Regions from separate parts of the Mus musculus genome. Here regions 1 and 2 are each linked to region 3. A link is a contact called in ENCODE Hi-C or POLR2A ChIA-PET data. All regions are on one chromosome and are shown on one strand. The core of a region is the stretch at or near the end of the contact, and the rest is flanking DNA. Distances in the headings are between cores, read along the strand shown. Region 1 overlaps Nav1 (neuron navigator 1). Region 2 overlaps Nav1 (neuron navigator 1). Region 3 overlaps Nav1 (neuron navigator 1).

Region 1 (3,212 bases), core at 254-2,753, 45 kb before region 3:
TGCTAGGGACATCAGCGGGGGTAAAGTCCCTCCCTGTTTTGTGTGGTAGGTGAGTGGACCGGCTTAATGGGAGGACAACAGCCTCTGGGATCAGTCTTATGGCTTTTGGTTTAACGTCACTACATAGGGCCAGCTCTTGTGGCACAAAATGACCTTCCAGTAGGTTCTGTTTGGTTTATCTCTTCTGCCTCTGCACCCTAACCCTATTCTTATCTCACCCTGGGTTTGGAACTAATGCCTCTCTCTGGAAGGGCTGGGGGTGGGGGCATGGGAGTGAGGGATGCCAGTAGCCATGCAAACCACTTCAGGGCATTCCCCATTTTGGCCACTAGGGGGCAGGGCTACATTGGAAAGGGTGCTGGATCCTGTGGGAACTCTGGATCTCTGAAGGGGGGGTGGGGGGGGAAGGTTCCCAGTGGTTGGACTCCAGCTAGCTCCTGGAAGCAATGGGTATAGGAAAAGGTAAAGGGAATGGGGTACAGGAGCAGACAGGGGACCACTCAAGGATGGATAAACAGCCCCCATGAGAGCACTGCAGCAAATGGTCCTCTTGTTACCCTCATAACAAGAGGAGGAAGGCTTTGGGTAGGTCACTCATGCCCAGTCCCTGTGGTGTCTGCAACACCCTCCCTGCCTCCTCCTACGTGTCCTCTTTGAACAACAAGTCAAACTTCACCAGTGCCTTAGAGCCTGAAAACCGGAGGCAGTATCTTCCATGTTTCCTGTAAATCTGCAGAGTCCTGGGCTCCCAGGCAAATACATGGCAAGCTCTGAGCATCTTTCTTTGACCTTCTGTCTTTTTTCAAAATTTGAGAGATTTCACTAAGTTACTCAGGCTGGCCTTGAACTTGTGACCCTCCTGCTGCTGCAACCTCTCAAGTACCTGGGATTTCAAGCTTGCCCCCTCAGGCCGAATTCTGATCACCACCACCACCACCACCTCCCCGGCCCCTATTCATATTCCCTGAAAATCTACTCAGAGCCTGGAGTGGCCCTGGCCTCTTCACTCATTTCTACATGCACATCTCCCCCTCTGAGGGACTGGCCTTGCCTCTCTCTTCTTTCCTACGTCTCTTTTCCTCCATGGCACCTTGCTCTGAGGCCAACCTCAGGTTAGGGTGCCTGTAGGACTCTAGGCCAAGTGGTCCTTTTGTAGAGGCAATACAGTGATCAGGGCCGCTTCCTGGCCAAGTGTGTCATCGTCAGCAGCTTGGCTGCACCATCCAACACGGTGTAAGATTGGTTCAACATCAGGGATCCCAAGTCGAGCTCTGGGGCCTGGCATCACATCTCCCACTGAAGGGAAGGGCTCGGACCCTTGGCCAAAACCTGACTCTAGATTCAGAACTCACCAGAACTGTGTTTTAGTTTGTTTTCTCTTGGCCAAATGGAACTTCCTGTCCTAAGAAAATTCACCCTCTAAATTCATTTTCTGGAACTAGTCCAGCCCTGACAGCCACGATGGCTGACAGATTGCAGTGTAAGTGAATCAGGCATAATAATGTCCTCTGCCTCCCTGGCTGTTCTCCACCTCCCTGGCGCCTCTCCCCTTCGACATCTCCCAGACATGAATTTCCTAGGGTATGCAGGACATGACCTAGGCCACTGGCCTTGACTGGTGGGGTACAGGACCATTCTTGTTTCTGTTATAATTCTTTTGGTCCCAGAGAGTTTGAAGTTTGATATGAGCTTCAAGCAAACCAGTCAATACAGGACTTTTGAACTGAGGACTTGGGAGAAAGAATAAAGACGACAGCCAATGTGGTAAGAGAGCTGTCGCTGAAATTCACTGGAAACACGCAAAAACTCTACCTGGTTTCAAGGCTAGGCTCAGGCCTGGCAGCTGAGCTCCCCAGAGAGGAAGGGAAGAGAGAAGAGGAGAAAGCGCTGCGGAAACTGCAGACGCGGTTATTTTTTGTGCAAACACTTGGAGAGCTCCTGGAGACCCAGCTCAGCTGTTGTTTACAACTACGGGAGAAAATGGCTCTTATGTTCTCTGTTTGCAATTTGGTCACAGGAGAGGAACTGCCCACAGTGGAGTTAGATGAGGTAGGTGTGTTCCTCCTCATCTCTCAGAACAGAAAAACTAAGGTCAGGAGGAAGGTAGTCACTCTAAGTGGCCATACGGAGGTGGGTTAGATGCAGAAATGAAGGATGTTGGCTCCAAAGATGAAGGAAGCTCAGCTCAGATCAATGGCAGAATAGAGGCAGAGCCAACGGTGAACTCCACAGGTTGCTAGGATGGAGTTGGACTTGAGCCGGCCGGCCTCGTGGTCCCCAGACAGAATTCTAATAACCGGCTCTGAGCCTGTTCAGTTGTGTGGCATCAATAAAGAGAAAAACACACCCTAGGGCAGTGGAAACGATCGAGGGCTCGGTAATTAAAATGAATTGTGACTTTTGTCCATGGCCAATGGCAAGGTTGTTTCTGCCTCCCTGCAGAACCACGGTCTCTGCTTTCGTTAGGAAGGTCAAAGGTTACCAGACACCAACTCAGCCATATCAATGAATTAAGGTGGGAAAAAATGGTTCTGAATGAAGGCTCAGAAAAATTGAAGGACAGTCCCCAAATCTTCTGCTCTAGAGCCGTGAATACAACCTTCTCCCCAGAGATCTCAGGCCAGGGCAGACTCGGTCAGACCGCTTTCCCGCACTGCCTGGTTTAACAGGAGCCAGGTCTCATCCTGCTTGGGTACTCACGTTGGCAGACAGCTGAGATGTCAGGGTGGCCACCTTTTCCTGGGACGACTCCAGCTCCCTACGAAGCTTCCGAATTTGCTGCGAAAGGAAGAGAGAGAGAGACAAGCTGCTGACGGCAGAGGTAGATTACTAAGACTGAAATCGGAGTGTGTGGCGGTGTTAAAGAAGCAGAGACAAAGGCTTTGTATCCTACCTCAGATTGCATCCTCTCCTCAGCCTGGAGAAGTGGGCACAGAAGGAGAGAGAGAGACAGAAAAAGCAGGTGGTTACTATGGAGAACCGGCGCAGAAGCCGGGGCCCAAATGTCAGGGCAGAGACTGGAAGAAGCATGATTGACAGATGCAGAGAGGAGAGTCCCCCTGGCCCTGGCTCCTCAGAGCTACATTCAGGTTTAAGTACTAGGCTCCTCTCGGGTGCTCATCTTTAGCCAACCTGGTCCTTGCCGAGAAGGCTAGAGAATGAAGCTGGTTGGTCTGAAAGCAAACCGTGACTGTTAGCACCATGAAGGAGGA
Region 2 (3,213 bases), core at 147-2,646, 47 kb after region 3:
AGCAAGGACAACACCTCACAGACAGACAGACAGACAGACAGACAGACAGACAGACACACACACACACACACACACACACACACACACACACACACACACTGTCACCTCTCTCTCCTGAACTGCCACCATTCCGCCCCGTCTTTCCAGCTCATTTCCTTTCCAAGGCCAGCTTCTGGACCTCCAGCCCTTGCCCTTTCTTTCCAAATGCAGCAGCCTGACTCCAGCTGTGACAGGCTTTATTCCCCACAGGTGGAGATCATCTTGTCCTTGATTCTCTTTCTGAGGGGGCCCAACCCAGTACTCTGTCTTAGATCCTTCCTGCAGGTAGACTCTATGGCTCTGCCCCATCGTCCCAGCGAACACCTGACTTTTATTGTCTCTGTCTTAAATGTACACACACACACACACACACACACACACACTCATGCATGTGTGCACACATACCACAAAAACGTATACATACACCACACACACACACTACACACATACAACACACCACACACACACACACAATACACCACACACACACACACACACACACACACACACAACACACATATAACACACTACACACACAATACACCACACATACACACACACACACACTACACATATACAACACACTACACACACACACACTGAACACACACATGAACATACACACACACTGCACAAGAGCAAACATACACACCAAACGTGCACACCACATGCACACCACACACACTACACACACACACACACACACACACACACACACACGCTCTCCTGAGCGTGCGTCTTTGTCTTCCTCTCCATCATTCCAGCCTCCATGCTCTCTTCAGGTACAAATCAGTGGGAAATGCCTCCCCAGACACCATAAACGCTTTTAATGGAGACCAGGAACTCATTTTAAAGATTTTCCTCCATTTTCTGAGCCATTACAAATTCCTGGTACCTGGGAGTCAGAGCAATTGTCCCCAGGCAGGCAGACATATTTTACTGGACATACAACTTTTTAAACACACAGAAAAAAAAAAAAAACAAAACCCTACAATAAAACTCACTACCCAGACTTTTAAACTGAGCTATCTGTCACTCACCCTAATTCTCCTCTTTCAATGGCCCTTTCCCTTAAAAGGCTTCTAAAGGGCCTCACTCAGCCAGCTGTTAGGCAGCGCTTGGCTCCTGCCACATCCTCAGAGCTCAGCGTGTGGTCACGTAGTCTCCTGCCCATACAAGCCACTCTAGTGAGATCCTCAGCGAGACAACACAGGCTCATTAAACGTTTGCAAACGAGTGAACAGTGAACGTACGTATAAATGAATGAAAGGAGACAACAGGGAGAAGAGATTCCAGAAGCAGATCAGCTCCACAGCCAAGAAGGAACGGGGGTTGGGAAGAGGGAGAGGACATACAGTCCTGGAAAAGCCACAACACATAAATTGTGACCAATGACCACGAGCGACTCAGGCTTCCTGTCTGCGTCTGCTTTCAGCTGAACATTCCCCTTTGCTGACACGGCTCCTGGTCCACAGCTGGGGAAGCTACGCACGCGTCTGCCCCATGAGCAGGTGCTAAGTTAGAACCTTAAGCTGGGCTGTTCTTAGAATCCTAGGTTCACTGGGGGCGTGCTGTGACCAGTTAATGGAAGATTCAGAAAGTTGTTCCCTTCCCTCTTATTTACCATCCACCCACCTGGCAGGAAAGGAGGTCCCACAGTTCTGTTCCTCAGCCAGAGACCAGGGACAACAAGGTGGCTTGTCTGCATTCCCTGGAGACACGGGCACGACCAACACCTTTGTTCCTTTGCGTATGCTATGCCTTCAACCTGGCAGGCCTGGCCTCCCTGGCTGCAGCTCCCTGTCAGAGAGCTTACTCTCAGCACTATCACTGTGCCAGACTCTTGGGAAAACAAAAGAGCAAACCAAGCTTCTCACACCTCTCCCAGAGCCTGAGAGCCTTCTCTCACAAACCCACTGTCCTGGGCCCCGGAGCTGATGGTTCAGTTGTGACCCTGTTACAGTGGCTCTCAACTGAGAACAGAAATACTTCTGGGGACTCTTGACTAGACGGACATGTTACTGGCATCCAGTATGCGGTGGCTGTGGATGTTACCAAACATCTTCCAATGTTCCGGGCAGCACCCTCAACTGAGGGCTATCTGGCCTCAGTGTCGGCAATGCAGAGGTTGACTCTTGTCATCACACCTGCTCCTCTCTATAGAGCTCAAATCCCTCGAGGAAAGAATCCATGAACCGAAGGAGCTGCAGAGGGTCTAGAAACTCCGAAATTAAATGCAAATCTTATACCTGCGTATAATGTTCATTCTCTGGAAAGAAAGACTAGTGAAGAAGCTAGTTAAGAGGCCCTGCGGTGGAGGCAAGCTCTGAGCCTTGGGCAGCCCAGTAAGGAAACCATGGAGTATACAGTTTACAGTATACAGACACTTAGCAGGCAAACCCACAGCCCAGATGCTCTGAGATCCTTATCTGAGCATCCACCAACACTCCCATGAGCACTCACACCTCTCTCAGAACGTGGGCCGACTGAGCACCACAGACAAAGCGCCCTCCTCCAAGTCTACTCCTTGCCTTTCCAACCAGTAGCTTCTATAAAAGGCTTCTACAAAAAAGAAGACCACGGGGCTTCCATAAGACACTGGCAGGGATTTTGGTGGGAACGCTGGGATTATCCGTCTCTGGAAACCCTTCCTCGAGCTGGTTAATCCCTAATGAAGACCTTGCCCTCCATTCCCCTCCTGACTCCCTGGATAAACTGAGGCCTTAAATTCAAGGTTAGAAGTGTGTGGAGAGCCAGACACATAACCTCATACACAGGTCCCAGCCTCTGCTGCTCCCCGTACCAGCCTTCTTGATGGAGATAGAATTTATCAATGTGAGAGCAATTTCACTCTATCTTGTCAGGGACAGGGGAAGGAGATAAAAGGACATTTGACTCCCTGCTGTCAGCCAGGGATGCTAATGAATCCTTTGCTTCCGAAGACGATTATCGAACAGAATAATTCATCGCCAGAGATTAATTGGACTAATTATGTTGGCTCTCAGAATCCCCTGTATAATTATTTTGTATTGGGCCAATGTCAGTGATAATCCTGTGATACAGGAACCTCTTCTCCGATGGGAACAGCCCTCAGAACTGGATGCCTGGGTTTGACCAGTGGGCAGGTGTCAATGACACGGACAGCCATGTTTCTGCTCTGATCTGGTTATGCAA
Region 3 (3,196 bases), core at 498-2,997:
TCCACACGCCCTCACCACCCTGCATCCTTCTGCCAGTCTCTCTTGCATCCCTCACAGTTTGAAATGTGGATGCCTTGACTTTTACATGTTTATTATTATTGCAGGTATATGTATGTACGATTCATGGGAGTGCTGATATGCGCGTGTCAGGTGAATGCATACCCTGAAGTGCAAGAGCAGGTCAGGACAACCCCTGGAAGCTGATTCTTTCCTTCCACCTGGATCTGGGAATTGGACCTGCATTACAAGCGGTTTTACCCACTGAGCCATCTTTCTGGCCTGCATCTGTCTGTTTTCACGGCACAACTACAAGCTTCTGACATGTGGGGTCTATGCCTGCCTTGCTGCACAGTGTTAGATTCCCACTATCATGCCTGACTTCTGAAGGGCTCACTTGGGTCCGCAGAGTAAGCGAATGGCTGGAGAACTTAAATCTCGGGCCTCTGGGATTCAGCTGTTTCTCTGGCACCAGCACAGTAGTTGGCACAGTTATCACACATAGTAGATATGTGATACTTCTGCTTGAAAAACAGATCAAGCTTTAAGAAAAGCTCTATATTTATATGAGTTGTCATTAAAATGTAAGCGTACTGTCAGTGACACAGAACTTAGACTAGTAAAAACCTACAGGTAGACAATTAAGAATTTAAGGGAAAAATCAAGAGATTCTAAACCAGGGAGCTGTTTGGACTATTATAATGTTAGGCTCCATCTTTAGAACCTGGAAAGGGCTGGGTAACATGGAAAAAACAGGCTGGGCATGGTATTACACGTCTTTAATGGCAGCACTCAGGAGGCAGAGGCAGATGGATCTCTGTGAGTTCGAGGCCAGCCTGGTCTACAGAGTGAGTTGTAGCACAGCCAGGACTACACAGAGAAACCTGTCTCAAAAACACAAAAACAGCAACAACCAAAGAAAAAGAAGAGGAAAAAGGAAAAGAAGAAACAAAATCTAAAGAGCTGAGAGTCTCTCGTGGGTGGGAGGGCCTCACCTGGTCCATTACTGCCTGTGCACCCTTGCGTTTAAAGCACTCTGCTTCCCACACTACCTCCCTGTCCTCTCTGCACCCTGGGAGGTAAGTAAGAGAGAAACTGAGGCAGAGCCTAAGCAGCCTGTGTCCTGTCACAAAGCTAGTCAGCAGTAGAGTGACTTACACACCAGGTCAGTTGACTTCAAGCATACAAATGCCCCTTCCACATTCCTGCCAGAGTCTGAGGCTAACCCAAGGCCTTGGCTGAGGCCTCCAATTAGCCTCAGAACCTTCAGCATTTAGCATCTCCAGGGGCCTGGACTAGTGCTGATGAGAACAGTCTCCAGTAATCATGGTCATTAGAGTTGCTTCGAGTCAAGACAGACCTAGGTGGGATGACTAGTCAGTCAGTCCCTGCATTGTGGTCTCGGACATATCTACTTACCTTCAATCTCTTTTTTTCATTTGTGAGAGGAGATGATAAAAAAAAAGAAGAAGAAAAACACCCCACATGACCAAGAAGATGAAATGGGTGTCCATAACGCCCCTAGCCTTGGCAGGGCTTCAGAGCACAAGGGGATACTGAGGAAAGGAGACTCCCCAGCCTGCTACTGCACTCGGCCCTCCCTTCTAAGCCAGGGCAGAGGTCTTGCAGGAGGAAGTTAAGCCTGTGAATGAGGTTTGCCTGGGGTGTGCATGTCTAGCCTCATAAAACCCCTTAACGAGAAGTTGGCTTTGCGGTCCCTCACAGGCATCTGTCCTCTCACAGAGCCTGCATGTGTGCCAAGCCAAGTCCCAGGGACTTGCCCGAGGCTCTGTGCTAGGCTCTGTGCGTTGTGTGAGGCACAGGCAGTAAACAGGTATTATTCACACCTATTCCGGGCTCTACCTGCAGGCCATTCTTAGGAAGGAATGTAGGGGGCTGAAGGGGCTATAAGCTTGGACTACAGATTTCCTATTTGAATGACAGAGGAGGGGGAAATAGTTCTCTCCAGGGGAGCCTATTGTTTGGGGAGGGGGTGCAGGACGCTGACTGTAGACACATCCTTCCAGGGCAAAGGCTGTAATCCTGGGTATCTGCTCTAGGGGCAAGGAGCCATGGGGCTGAGGGTGGTTCAAAAGCTGGTCGTGAATCCTGTGAGGGCCAATTCTCCCTGCATCCTCACGGCCTCCCTTCGGCCTCCCTTCGCTGTGGTGCTATCTCCTTCTGGGCTTGAGGGGAGCTGGAGCACTCAGGGAAAACATCTCTTTGATCCCCCACCGGCTCCAGGGAAACATCCTTTCCAGGAAGTTTCTAGCTGTCCGCAGAGCAAAGGCATGGATGGGTTAAGCGCCCCTTCTGTGGACTAGAGCCAGGCTACTTAAGCTTTATAACTCAAGTGTAGCAATTCCAGGACCGACCCACACTTTACAACATCCCCTCTCTCTGAGCGATGCTAATCCACATTCAGCCTGCAGATCTTGGGCTTGGATGGAAAGGAAACCACAGCCCCATCCCTGGGGAGGTATAAGGAGACCTCTGTTCTCTGGGTTTTGGCAGACAGGTCCCGCCCCCACACCCCCAAGCCCCCCCCCCCCAGCACACCTGCCCAGAAACTGAGCCAGGTACTCAGCAGCTGTGGCCCCAGGATAAGGCAACTCAGCTCAACAAAGACCAGGTTGCCGGAGGACAGAGTGACTTTTCTGGGATGGCAAGGGGCCAAAGAAGGGGACAGGAAAAACTATCAACTGAGAAGAAATCTTGTACCAAGAGAGGGTGGATGTAGGAAGACGCAGTGATGGATGTTGGGAGTCACTTGGAGGAGCTTCAGGCCCTCTGGGATTTCGGGGAAGCAAAGACTACATCTCAGTGAGGTGGCAAAGCTACAGTTTTTCCAGGGCACACCCCATGTGGAACCCAAGTAGAGTCCAGTTAGAATGGTGGTGGTGGTGTTAGAGCTTGCGACCCACCCTTCCTTCCACCTTCTCCCAGAGTCACTGAACTGTGCACCGCTTAGTCTCACCCAAAGACTCCCCGGAGGACCCTAAATGGATCTAGTCTCCATGAACAGCCTTGCCAGTCGTGGGAACAGGGAACAATCTTACCAGCTTTGCAAGGTGGCCGCCTGTGGACTGTGGTTAGGGACAAAAAAAAAAAGTTTTGGGACCTGTGTCCACACTTCTGCAGAAAGAAACAGGCCTCCCTTCCCAAGCACTGGCCAGTTCTTTGCTCTTCCCCTACCCTC

What was found. Hi-C counts contacts between places; a loop is a spot of excess contacts on that map. ChIA-PET counts read pairs that join two places held with the same protein, here RNA polymerase II (POLR2A).
Region 1: a loop to region 3 is called in a map of gastrocnemius, with 1.9 times the contacts of the local background. The contact joins two enhancer-like sites. A Hi-C loop is called at or near these places in 4 of 37 maps with a recorded cell type or tissue (Patski, gastrocnemius, heart and 1 more). POLR2A ChIA-PET finds 5 or more read pairs at or near these places in 3 of 5 experiments (Patski and embryonic stem cell).
Region 2: POLR2A ChIA-PET joins it to region 3 with 11 read pairs in embryonic stem cell. The contact joins two enhancer-like sites. POLR2A ChIA-PET finds 5 or more read pairs at or near these places in 2 of 5 experiments (Patski and embryonic stem cell).

What each region holds. Positions count from the first base shown.
Region 1 is chr1:135,461,022-135,464,233 of GRCm38, forward strand. It overlaps Nav1 (neuron navigator 1), which reads right to left. Exons shown (of 30, transcript NM_173437.2): 12 at 2,894-2,917; 13 at 2,701-2,778. Among named protein-coding and RNA genes, the nearest start is that of Mir1231, 7.9 kb to the left of the region's middle. Within about 2 kb of position 1,504, at least 2 of the 3 ENCODE cell types and tissues checked have a DNase peak (open chromatin) inside an H3K27ac peak, as active enhancers do; they include gastrocnemius, where a contact is called at or near this core.
Region 2 is chr1:135,553,600-135,556,812 of GRCm38, forward strand. All of the region lies in intron 1 of Nav1 (neuron navigator 1), which reads right to left. Among named protein-coding and RNA genes, the nearest start is that of Nav1, 30 kb to the right of the region's middle. Within about 2 kb of position 1,397, at least 1 of the 3 ENCODE cell types and tissues checked has a DNase peak (open chromatin) inside an H3K27ac peak, as active enhancers do.
Region 3 is chr1:135,506,023-135,509,218 of GRCm38, forward strand. The region is part of intron 3 of Nav1 (neuron navigator 1); the gene reads right to left. Among named protein-coding and RNA genes, the nearest start is that of Gm32940, 4.4 kb to the right of the region's middle. Within about 2 kb of position 1,748, at least 1 of the 3 ENCODE cell types and tissues checked has a DNase peak (open chromatin) inside an H3K27ac peak, as active enhancers do; it is gastrocnemius, where a contact is called at or near this core.